Linked DNA regions of Mus musculus: region 1 is linked to region 2. The links are chromatin loops, found by intact Hi-C in ENCODE. Cell type or tissue: left cerebral cortex. All regions are shown on one strand. Each heading gives the region's core, and the rest is flanking DNA. Links, peaks and the distances in the headings are about the cores only.

Evidence for each region. Peaks named below come from ENCODE experiments on the same cell type or tissue, not always from the same donor. Only the 100,000 strongest peaks of a DNase experiment are listed, where the experiment ranks them.
Region 1: it touches region 2 in a loop (3-fold over the local background); 1 of 42 quality-filtered maps calls a loop at or near these places.

The regions. Positions count from the first base shown.
Region 1 is chr7:123,978,657-123,984,939 of GRCm38, forward strand. It overlaps Hs3st4 (heparan sulfate (glucosamine) 3-O-sulfotransferase 4), which reads left to right and starts at 4,172. Exons shown (of 2, transcript NM_001252072.2): 1 at 4,172-5,237. The coding sequence starts at 4,525. It overlaps Gm26974 (a long non-coding RNA gene), which reads right to left and starts at 4,798. Exons shown (of 4, transcript XR_003946874.1): 1 at 4,669-4,798; 2 at 798-865; 3 at 106-217. In left cerebral cortex, for the core only: no CTCF peak of the experiment used is centred there; DNase peaks (open chromatin) are centred at 3,051, 3,630, 4,050, 4,730 and 2 more places; H3K4me3 peaks cover 2,536 bases; H3K27ac peaks cover 1,209 bases.
Region 2 is chr7:124,125,513-124,131,795 of GRCm38, forward strand. The region is part of intron 1 of Hs3st4 (heparan sulfate (glucosamine) 3-O-sulfotransferase 4); the gene reads left to right. Among named protein-coding and RNA genes, the nearest start is that of Gm25759, 18 kb to the right of the region's middle. In left cerebral cortex, for the core only: a CTCF peak has its summit at 3,660 (motif pointing right); a DNase peak (open chromatin) is centred at 3,664.

The DNA.
Region 1 (6,283 bases), core at 866-5,865, 150 kb before region 2:
CCCCTTCCATGTCATGTGCAGAGACACACACATGCAGTTGCACAAACACACTATAGGTTGTGATGAGAAAGGTGTGATACCATCTTTCTGGCTTATTTTACTCACCATGATGACCTGCTGCTCCATCAATATTTCTGAAAAATGTCGTGGTTTCATTCATCAGATTTCTTTATCTCTTCATCTGCTGCGGGACATATAGGCTGGCTCTGTGTCTTGGCTGTGTGGCAATAAGCACATATGAGCAGGTTTCTCTAGGTATGACAAGCTAGAGTCCTCCTGAGCTAGAGCCAATGAAAGTCAAATCAAAATGAGTATGTGGACTGTAATCAGTCAGACAGTCTGGGTTGTGCTGCTATAACAAGCAAGCCCTACGTCTTTCATGTTAAGACTCATGCAGGATTATGCCTTGGTTGTATGCATGTCACTGGGTCTGTATTCTTCTGAAGGAGCTCCATCTGCTTCTTCCACAGTTGCCTATAGGACTGTGTCTCTGAGCTTCTACCTAGAAGGGATGTCCTTCCTTCTGATCAGGCTGTGTTTCAGTAGCTAGAACATTCCATGGCCACATGTTCTGGAAGGAATCCAGAAAATCACATCCCTTCCATGTTCCCACAAGGAGGGTGGACAGTGTCTGGAGAATAATGACTATTAGACATTCTCCTGACTATTGCTGCTTACTTAAAAAAAAAATCTCTTCAATTAAACAACTACCCCTCCCCCAAATCCTTCTGGTATTTTTCTTTTTAAAATGTCCAGAAAACCACAGTTCAAGTGACTCAGAGATAGTGTCTACTCACCAGGCTTTGAGTCACAGCTGTCATGTTCTCAGCAGTTTAGGAAGTTACACTTCAGTGAACTCTGTGGACTGGGATAGAAGCAAGGGCATGCATACATTTTTCAGGGACAACATTTTAATAGGAAAAGAAGCAGGCAGGTTCTGAGCCAAAATTTAGATCCAACTAATTATTGCTGGCCACCACACATCAGGCACACAGCCAGGTATCTTTTGCATATGTTAGCTAATTCAATTCAATCCTTAAAAAAAAATTCAGGTGACTCTTATCATTCTTTATTTAACTACATAGAAAGTATGCAAAAAAAAAATCTGCTCGGAAGCTATTAACTAGTAACTAAGGTTACTAGTAAGGTGTGTCTTGATTCTGTCACCTGAAGATGCAAAAGCATAATACAGTATCATCATAGAAATTGAGACCACACTTATCAGGCAGGGCTGTGGGGTGCATGAAAGGTGAGACTTCCAAAGGAAAGAGGTTGAAGTTTATTAGTTAGGGAAAGATCCAAAAAGGGCATTAACAGAGGCGAGAAGCATTCCTCAGGGGCATTGATCCACTTGCTATTGCTGCCTAGGATGAATAGAAATGAGGTGTTGGGAGGCCTGGAGATGCGTTGGGAGAAAGCTGTGAAAACTCAGATAGGCCTGAGTGAGCACGGATGTTGGCAGTGGAAACAAAACACAATCCTACTTCTCCTCTCCAGACCCAGTGGGCATTGCAGCTTGGAGTTGGCATTCTCTCTACATAGCATCTTTTTATTCTAAGTTTCTTAAGGACATGTTCTCAGGGACCCCTTTTATATAGAGAAGCATGCAACTACCTCAGTATAGATTGCACAGAGTTTCTCTCTAAGAAACAGAACACACACACACACACACACACACACACACACACACACACACAGAGAGAGAGAGAGAGAGAGAGAGAGAGAGAGAGAGAGAGAGAGAGAGAGAGAGAGAATGCATGCCTCTTCCCCATCACTTCTTGGACATGGTGTTTGACCAATAAGATGTCATTCATTGTTTGTTTGTTTGTTTTGATGTCATTCTTTTAGGTATCAGAAAGAAAAGGGATCCTGAGAAATCTTCCTGACAAGATTTCTCAGATAAGAGTCATAAATGTGCAGGCACAACCCAGATGGACAGGGGAAAACACAGAGCCTGTAGGCTCTTCTGGAAGGCCTGAGTTCTAGATCTGAGTTTTCAGGCTTAGTTGTGGTTTGTATGTGCTTGGCTCAGGGAGTGGTACTATTAGGAGGTGTCTCCTTGTTGGAGTAGGTGTGGCCTTGTTGGAGGGAGTGTGTCTCAGTGGGGGTAGGCCTTAAGACCTTCCCCCTAGCCACGTGGGAGCCAGTCTTCTGTCTGCCTTTGGATCAAAATGTAGAACTTTCTGCTCCTCTAGCCCTATGTATGCCTGGACGCTGCCGTGCTCCCACATTTATGATAATAGACTGACCCTCTGAACCTATAAGCCAGCCCCAATTAAATGTTGTCCTTTGTAAGAGTTGCCTTGGTTATGGTGTGTCTTCACAGCAGTGGAAACTCCAACTAAGAGAGTTGGGTATTCAGAATCAGTAAGTAGACTGATCCTCCAGGGAAAGTCTGCAGTTTTCAACCATTTGGAGTCGATTTAAACATTTTCCCTTCTTCCTGCTGCCTGCCAGATATCTACTATCAGCTTGCCCTTTCTGGGCTACATTTTAACACCATTTTATGAAAAAAATTTGTTTCCCAAGTCTGAGAACACATCTTTAGTGAGAACTGCATACAGGGCAGGTCTGTTTTGACTGCCGAGAACCGAGAGAGTCTGAGAACTGGGGGTCAAGAGCAGCAAGGCTCTGGCTTCAGCATCCTAGTGCCCTAGCTAGCAAAAGAAGTCCAACCCGAGGCAGTGGCAACATTAGCAGACACCGAACTTCCTATCTGACAGCTGCACTTGGAGTTGAAGGAGGGCTGGATGAAGTGGCATTTCTGTCAGCTTCAGCTGGTCCTTCCCATTAACATTACAGTAATGGAGTTGTGTGGTGGTTGAAGAAAAGCATCGCTAGTTACAGGGGGTGATTTACAGGACACCAGACTCCGTATTTCAGAGTCTCCTGTGTACCATAAAAAATGTATTATAAAGGAATAATCTTTATCTGAACCGAAGCTGCGGTGTGGAAGACTCATGTCCAGCTGAGAGCAGCAGCGAGCTTTTGTTCACCCAGGGAAAAGTCCCCGGTCTTCGTCATATTTGATTAACATTTTTCCTCTCTTTGGCACTAGGTATCTTGTTAATATTTAGACATTATATACATTTTCTTTCAACTATTGTTCCCATTATGAGATCAAATAGAACAGGAGAAGCCAGCCTCTGCAGCAGAAGAGGGAGAAAGCTGATAGTCTGGGTAACCAGCTAACTGTGCCTAGCAGGGTAGAGCACATTAGAGCCAGTGCCAGTACTCACGAAGAAGGGCTCCTGAGAGCCTCCCTAGATGGACGCTCCCCCAGTTCTAGGTTCCATCTTCCCCTTCTCCTGCGCTAAAGGCTACAACAAACCAGTCCACTTTAGAATCTCGCAAAGCCTTTAATACCACCGAGTGAGAGGAGGGATGGAAATCTCTCTGCTAAGCACAGGCACCTAAAATATTCAGTGAAGTGACACGCAGACATCCCTCTGCTTATTTGGTGTTTGGAGGGATGAGGACCCCAGTCTGTGTCAGCTCAGGGAACCCCAAGCTCCCTTAGCCCGCAGTGCCTCCCACAGGGCACAGGTGGGTGCACCTGTGGTTAAAGGGACCCGGTAGGGGACAGCGCCATCTCCCAGCAGAAAGTACAGTCTCTGGGTGAAAAGGCAGGGGCAAAAGCTTCTAGTCTGGGAAACCTTGGGGTCTGTGTCAAAGCTCCACCCATCAGGAGCCTCAAAGATAAGGCTGGGGAGGTGGAAGTTGGGGTGGGGAAAGAACTGCATCAGAAAGCAAGGCAGGAGAAAGCTAGGGAAGAGACAGTCAGAAATGGGCTGAGTTTTCTCAGAGTCCCATCGGAGGAGACCTGGGGGAACTTGTCACTGCTAGGATCTCAGCTTCTCCAGCGCAGGACGGTCCAGGCCAGCTCTGGGTTACAATTCCCTCCAAGAGTCTGGAGCGAACGCTGGCGAGCGCGGACACCTCCGACTCCCGTGGGAGCGCAGCGCTAGGGCGGGGCGAGGTCCTCCGCGCGCGCTTGGCGGCGGCTGGCGGGGGCCGGGATCTCCGCTCTCCCGGGCGCCCCAGCCTTGGCGCACGCCTCCGCTCTCGCGCACCCCCTCCGCAGGCACGCGCGAGGCGCACCCCTCCTTCCCCGGGCGGCGGCGGGCGCGCGCCCGGCCCCCTCGCCTCCGCCCCTCGGCGCCGGTCCTCTCTCCCGGCAGAAAGTTAGCAGCAGGGAAGGAACTCGGGGCTGCGGGAGCGGTAGCCGCGGCAGCGCGGGGAGAGCGGGGCGCTGCGCACGGAGCAGGTGCCGCCGCGACTAGGCGCCCCCCTCGGGCTCCTGGCCTGAGGTTGAGGGGGGCGGCGGGGGCTCGCGAGGGGAGGGGGCCATGCGTCCGGGCTTGTCCCCGGCGCAGCGGGACGGCAGCCAGGGCCGGGGGCGCAGCGGCGTCGCTCCATGCAGCCGGGGCGGCTGGGCGGCGGCGGCGGCGGCGGCGGGGGCGGCGGCTGAAACCATGTCCGGGCAGCGCCGGGGGCCGCCGCCGCCGCGAGCCGGGAGCCGCGATGGCCCGGTGGCCCGCACCGCCTCCGCCTCCGCCGCCGCCGCCGCCGCTCGCCGCGCCGCCGCTGCTGCCCGGCGCCTCCACTAAGGGGCCGCCGGCGCGCAAGCTGCTCTTCATGTGCACCCTGTCCCTGTCCGTCACCTACCTGTGCTACAGCCTGCTGGGCGGCTCGGGTTCGCTGCAGTTCCCGCTGGCGCTGCAGGAGCCCCCGGGATCCGCCGCGGAGCCCCCGCCGAGCCTGCTGTCTCCCTCGCTGCCGCCTCCCCGCGTGCGCCCCGGCGCCTCCTCGCCGCCGCCGGACAACGCGAGCCGCGGGCCACCGCCCGAGCCCCCCGAGCGCTTCACGACTCCTGCGGCCGACGGCTGGGGACTGGCGAGCGGCGGCGGTGCTCGGGACGCCTGGCCCAGGAGCCCGCCTGCCCCCGGAGACGCGGTCACAGAGCAGGACGCGCTGTTGGGGCGCGGGGCGCAGGAGCCAGGCGCAGCCGAGGAGCTGGAAGGCCGGAGGGCGGCCAACGGGAGTGCGGAACGGGGCCCCGCCAGCACCCCTGATTATGGGGAGAAGAAGCTGCCCCAGGCACTGATCATCGGGGTCAAGAAAGGAGGGACACGCGCGCTGCTGGAGGCTATCCGAGTCCACCCGGACGTAAGGGCAGTGGGCGTAGAGCCGCACTTCTTCGACAGGAACTACGAGAAGGGGCTGGAATGGTACAGGTAGGAGGCTGCTGCGGAGTGCCAGACGCATAAGGGGTCCCGAGAGCCCATAGCCAGAGCATCCAGGGGAGGGCAGTGGGAGCCCTGGCCTGTTTGCGCAGAGTCCCGGTACAGATGAGAGAACAGGACTCCAGCTAAAAGATCACTTTATTTCTGGGAAAGGGGAGGAGCAGGTGCCTTGGAGAACTACCAGGCTTCAAATCTGGGAATCCCCAGCTCTCCCGCCTGTCTGTGGGGTGTTTCCCAATCCAGGCCAATACAGGGCGCTGGGCTTCTAGTTGAGAACAAGCGGAGGAATGAGACAGGAGAGCTAAATTGACGACGAGCTTTGAGATCCCCAGGAATCAATCTAAAGCGCCCTCAAAAGCGTTTGTGTGGCTGGAATCCAACTTCAGTGTTTTAAGGTCAGAGCAAAATGAACAGTTAAAAAAAAAAAAAAAAGACGGTGTAGGCGCTTTGGCTATTTCCTACCTCTGTAACTTTATGTTCCTCTTGGCTGAATGAACACTGGGTTGATTTAGTATCAGGAGCCTAGGTGTCTAGATACCAGTTGGTGCTATAAGTATGTCTGTGCCCTGTGCAGAGATCCTTCTAATTTGAGCATCCTTGGAGACAGACTGGAGTTACTTCTGCTGGGAGTTATATACCTCTTTCTGACAGGACACCATCAGGTGTTGGAACTGCGAGGGAGGAAAGGAGCAGGAGAAAGTTAAGTGCAGGTCAGATAGCGATTATCTGTCTTTCTTGCCAGCCCCGACATTAAAACAACATTGGTGCGTGCACATGCTCAGAATGCAAGCCCCTTTCTCTCTTGTCCCTCCTCTTTCCTCCCTCTTCATATCTTTCTGGATAACAGATCTGGACGGGTGGCCCCATCTCGATCACATTTCAATAATTAATTGCAACTGTCAAACAGAAACAGAGCCCTTGTCCGCTGAAGCGATGCTATCAGTTCCACAGAGCCAATAGGTAAAATGTCCTGTGACAGGGTTGCTTTCCTGTGGAAGAGACATGCTTCCTGGGTTTAGATTACAGCCTGGGAAAAG
Region 2 (6,283 bases), core at 849-5,848:
AAAAGAAGAAAGAGAGCTGGTGCGTTGTGGTCCAGGATGTAGACCCAGAATCGCTTCCCCATGAAGTCTTCAAAGGGAAAGAGAATAGCATGCTCTCTCATACAAAAATAGTAGGTGTCCCTCTGAAGGGACAGTGGGTCCCAGGTCTCCAAAAGTATTACCAAAGGAAGTTCCCTTTAGCTTTTGTTGTTTTTTGGCCCTCTGCTCATGTGCTCAGTGCACTTGTGTGCTGGAATCACATAAAGATGGATTATGTGGCCAGGCAGTCTGTGTCATCAGCAAGCAGACAGGAGGTTCATATCCCTAAGCAGACAGCCACATTATACAAGCAAAGAAGGAAATGAATACATCGCTGCTGCCTGGCGTCCCCCAATGGGTAATTAAAACGACGCCACTGCTGTCTTCACTACATTCAAAAGTGTTTTAATTTGTATTTAGCCAGAGGCTTTCTAGCAACAGGAACATTTGTACAAATCTAACAAATAATTATAAATAAATAAAGTCTATGCTTCTGCTATTTGGGGGAACGTTTCCTTCAGGTAACACATTTATAAATCCACCTGTTTGACAATATGGAGTTAAAATAACAGTAGACTTTGAACTGGCTGTTTAAACGACAGTTGAAACAGTGTGTTTGTCAGCATAGAAATGAAAAAGAGCATCACTCAGGAGGTGATCCAGGCCCAGAGGTGCCATGGACGGTAAATGCTAAATTACACTAGACCCGGAATATAGCCAGGTATAACCAATGTAGGGGGAATTCAGATTAAAGAAGCCCCTACCATTTATAACTAAGGAGACGTGGAGACTCTAGGTGTCTCTAATGTGTTAGACAGCTGTGCTGATTGGTTTGTTTTTTTTTTTTTTCAACTTGACACAAACTAGAGACATTTGGAAAGAGGGAATCATAGTTGAGAAAATGCCCCCACCACATTGGACTGTGGGCAGATCTATGGGACATTTTCTTGATTGATGTGTCAGGGCTCAGCTCACTGTGGGAGGTGTCCTCCTGGAAGAGATGGTCTTGGATGCTATAAGAAAGCAGACTGAGCAAACCATGAAGGGAAAGCCAGTAAGCAGAACTCCTTCATGAGTTCTGCATCAATTCCTGCCTCCAGCTTCCTCCCTGGTCGAGTTCCTGTCCTGACTAACAACAGGTTTGGAGTATGCCATGGATCAAGTAGGTTTTGGTCAGGGTGTTTTAGTATAGCAATGGTTGGCCTACCTAGGACAACAGCTGTTCATCATCATCATCAATTGAGGAAGTGAAAGAATGAGGGATTCCTTATAGAAGCTAATGGCTAGTGCTCACTTTCTGGCTTAGGACTCTTCTTTCCCTAACTCTTCTCAAGTGTTTTCCATTCAGGCCATCATGGGAGGTTTCTTCACTCTGTAGTTTGGGGGAGTTTTTGAATGGCACTTGATATCTGGTTTTCTTCTTAGCTGACTTCATTTAGGGAAGGCAAAAATATTTTATTTTCACAGTATTGTTGGGTCACAAAAGCTCACTGGATCCCTTTCCTCTCCCGTCATGTTCAGATGACACACCAGTGCAAACCCCACATGTGAGCCTGTGCCTGGCATTTGTTGCTCTCTTATTTAGATCAAGACACCAGGAAGGCATTCCAAGCTGGTGTTACGGACTTAGATGGAAATTATTTCTTTACTATTTTTTTTAAAATTAAGAATTTTTCATAGAATACATTTTGGTCATATTTTTTCTCTTCTACAGCTCCTCACAGGTCCTTCACACCTCCTTAACACCCGACTTCACATTCTCTCTCTCTCTCTCTCTCTCTCTCTCTCTCTCTCTCTCTCTCTCTCTCTCTCTCTCCCTCTGTGTGTCTGTCTGTCTGTCTCTCTTAAAAGAAAACCAAACCCACCCCAAACAAACAAATAAACAAATAAACAAACAAGAAAAATACAAATAAAAACCAACAAGGCAAAACCTAAACAAAAATCCTGACTCTCCTGCATCCAGGCTTAGGGCCTGCCCTGGCATGTGTTTGATCTTGGATTTAAATGGTTGTTGCTGAGAGAATATGAGAAAAGAAATAATTGGTTCCACACATCAGACAGTGCTGAAGACCTCTTAGGATATGATAGGATCTTGTTCTTTAAAAGACCTAGAAGTATTTATAATTTCCTCTTCTCCTTAAAACATATTTTTCAGCCAGGCATGCTGGCACACTTTTTTTTTAATCCCAGAATTTGTAAAGCTGTGGGAGGAGGGTCCTACATTTCTCATCAGCCTGGGCTCCATCAACAACGTGAAGTTGCCTGGATGACAAAGTAATAACCTGTCTTAAAAAGTACAGTTTATGTTATCCCATAAGTATCATGAATATTTGCAGGGTAAACGTGATAGTTAAATGTATATGCACAAAATTGTTAGTGTTCCTAATTTATCAAATTATATGTATCTGATTCTTTACTCTGTATCCCACAAATATTTATTATTAAGATAATTAGTAAAAATAAACTTGTCATATTAGTAGACATAAAATAGAGAGAAATGAGCAGAGGGAGATCTTTCTCATATAATATATGTTAAATTTATAAAAGTCCATTGTCAGTAGGATGGGGAAGGGCTTCATGCCTTCCTGGACCTATCTGAGATGCTATGTGACTTTTAACTACAGGCTCCCTGTGTAGCAGAACCCCTGTAGGAGGGTCCTGATTTGCCTCTCTGATCCAATGGAGTCCTCTTGAACTTGACCTCCTTTATTACAATGTATATCAGGGTGGGAAGGAACAGGACTCTGGAGCCAGGTAATCTGAGTTACCATCAATTCTGCAGCTCCTCTCTGTGTTTTGTCTCCACACTAAATGATGGTGCTAATGGAGGAATAACTTTGAATGGTGGTTATCAACTATGTTACCATCACTGTTTACCTACATCCAGTTTGCTAAAAGCTGCCTTAGCTCAGTGGAATGCATTTCTTATCTGATGTAGCCTAGTCTTCCCAGAAGTCGTACTTATCTGCCCTGATTTATATTCTCTCTCCCTCTCCCGCCCTCCCTCCTTCCCCCTCTCTCTCTCCATCCCTCCTTCCATCTTTCCCTTGCCCCTTCTTTCCTTTCCTCCTTCCTTACCTCCCTCCCTCCCTTTCCCCTTCTTACTCAGCATTTACTATGCACCTGGCATTTGTCAGACAGATGTAGCTGACTCTAACAGAAGGGAAGGATAATAGTTTTCAGCTCTCAGGATCCACAGCCTAAAGACAGAGCGGAGGGAATGTTTGATTGTGATTCATCTTCGCAGCCCATTTTCCATCTTCATTATTGATACAATATCCTCAGCATGCAGTTTTATCCACAGTCTTTGGACAAGCCTCACATGTCCTCAGTTGACTACTTAGAAGCTGTGGTGGCCCCACTGGTTCCTACTTCTTTTTTTAGAACACCAATACCTGTTCATCCTTCCATAGTTCCCATGGATCCTCCCTTTCTTGGGCATGATTCTAGCTTTCCATTTTTTTCCAGGGTATCTGGAGAAGTCTAACTCAGCGAGGTTATTCTTCAGCATGTATCATTGGGTGCCTTATTGCTTGCCCAAGAAGAGGGTCAAACCCCTTAGGGGATTCTTTTTGTTTTAATCCCAGGGAAGAGTGGGTGTTGCCACTAAAGAATTCTGTTTCGTGGATTTGCTGTCCCAACCACTAGGTGTCACTATTCTACATAAATAAAACAGGAAAGACTTGGCCTTGGCACTGTGAAATTAAGTCTTTGGTTGGGGGATCTAGCAGGTTGAGGAACCCACTCATTCTGAAGTGTCAGGTAACAGCAAGCACTGTGCTCTCAAGCCTAGCTAGAGTGCAGGAATAGCCTGCATTAAAAGGCTCTGAAGTCCAACTATCAGACATGTAAATCCAGCTTCTGTCTATATCTGCATTGGTATTGATCCTTTTAAATAGTCTTTAAAGATTAACCTCTCAGAACAGACCTAATGTACTATAGAATGCAGGGAACAGATCACTTCATTATTAATATAGCTGTTTGGGAAGAAATATCTGATAGGATCAGGGCATCACATAAAACCTCACAAAAGAAAACCTCTTCCCTTTCTACAGGTGACCCTCTGTCTGGCAGAGAAATCATACATTGCCACTCAGAGGCAAATAATGAGATTGTTACTCTATTCTCTCCCCATTTTTTTAAAAAAAGAATTTTTGAATAGTTGTATCCGTTTAGGAGAATCTGCTGTGCTTCCTCAGCTAGGCATGAGGACAGATTAACAGGCAAAGGCAAGCGACCCTGCACCCTCTGGCAGCCAGCAGTTTCAGTAAGTCGGTGAGCTCTGTCCTTCTACCTCTGTTACAAAGAAGCAGTTTCTGAAGCATGGCGCTGCGTTCCAGTGTTTATACAAATTCAGGGGCCTTGCTGACCAGCATATACAGCCCTGCAGTGTTTACTGTGTGATAAAGTGTTAAATGGGAGTCTAGTCAACCACACGAGGGTCTGGATAGGCTGTCCTGCCTTTGACATGCTCCTTCTGGGGGAACATCTAATTTTCTAGGCAAGGGTATGGCCACAAAAGCCAGAAAGCATCTACTTTGATGGAATTGCACTGGACTCTTTTAAGGCGGATTCAATCCCCTACATAAAGACCAACACTAATGGTTTTAAAGCAGAAAGTACAGGCAGAGATGAGACTGTCTGATTAACAGTTCCACCATACAGCATCTCTGTGCTGTGACCCCACGGTGGGTTCAGATTGATCCGCTGAGTAACACTATGCACACTGATCAATGCAAACCTACACATTATTTTCAGTTCTTTTCTCTTACAACATGGCAGGGCATCTTTGACCATCTGCTCATGCCTGATAGCACACTGGTACGTAACAGAGACTGTAGAGGTCAGGTGCCTGCCTCCCTTCCTTTAAATTCCTCTGACACAAATGTCCTGAAAAGGGTTTTTGAGAAACCAGTTGTTACACATATCTGGCAGAAAGCTTTGGTTATTGCTGTAGAAATTTCAGTGGGCTCAAGATTCTCTCTGACTATTTCAAAAAGAGGCCAGTTGTAATCCACACAGTGTGGACCTGTGGAATCAGGCTAGAATCTTGACAGTTTGTAGGATTTTTGTTTTGTTTTGTTTTTGTTTTGTTTGTTTTTAAAGCAATAACAAATAGATTGTTGGTCACTATGTAACTTCCTAGCAGCCTAGGGTTCTCATGTTATCAGGTTCTATCATATGATAATGGTAAAAATAATGTAATATCAGTTTTTTTTTGGAATAGAAAAAAAGTTTTTTTCCATAAAGGGCATTTTGAAATGGGTCATTAACTCATTTTATTAGTACATTAATGCTTTGAGTGCTGTAAAGAAATAATGTATCAACCTACTAGGGCTACCATTGATGCAATAAAGAGTAGCACCCAGTGTAAACTGTCACTCATCTCCCCAGCTTGGCTTAAATAAATAACACGAAACCTTTGTGGTTGCGAGCTGCACCCAAATATTTGTACATGGTTGAATTTGTGCCGGATTCAGTTCATGAGCCATTTGTGGTCAAGTAGGATTTGAGTGGGGGGTGGGGTGGGGAGCAGCAATCATAATTAGCCAAATAAACTTTGTATTTAATTCTCATAATGTTTAATCCTTCAGCCAAATTCCAAACTAGGGTCAATGTCATATAGCCTCTTGTGTTCCAAGCAGGGTCTAAATCATCATCTAGTCTATGAGTTTCCTATGTAGGTGGAATAATATAGATTAAGACATGCATCAGTGGGTGGCGTGGGGAATATTTATTCAATATGCTTGTCCTGTTCTTATAAGCAAAAATGTGGTCCTCAATTCAGAGCTGTGACGAAGGGGACAGGATTACTGGTGGGTAAGCATCCTAAAGACATTCTGATGAAGGCTAGTAATCAGTACAAATTGTAACAGCCGTAGAAGGCGTTGCTCTGCAGATGGCTTTATTCTTGAGCACTCAGAACCATCTGGCACTTTGGGGCTGAGCCCAGCTCCACCGCGGCAAGAACCCATATTTGCTCTGCATTGGCACAGACTCCAGAGTCAATGGCTCCTTGACATTTTGGACTCTCCGTCATATGGCAAGTCCAGCTGCAGAGCCTGCTCTTTCCACCGTGCAGGGAAGTGGCTCAGATGAGGTTGCCTTTTGTTGAAGAAAAGGTCACCTCAGGGAGTCTGGAAGCCTTGGCTTAGATTTGTAAATTACACAAGGCACTGTGGACCATTTCTGGTAGATTTAGCGAAGTACTTGCAGTATTGAGGAATATAAGCATTTTACACGCAAAGATCTGAGCTTATGTTAA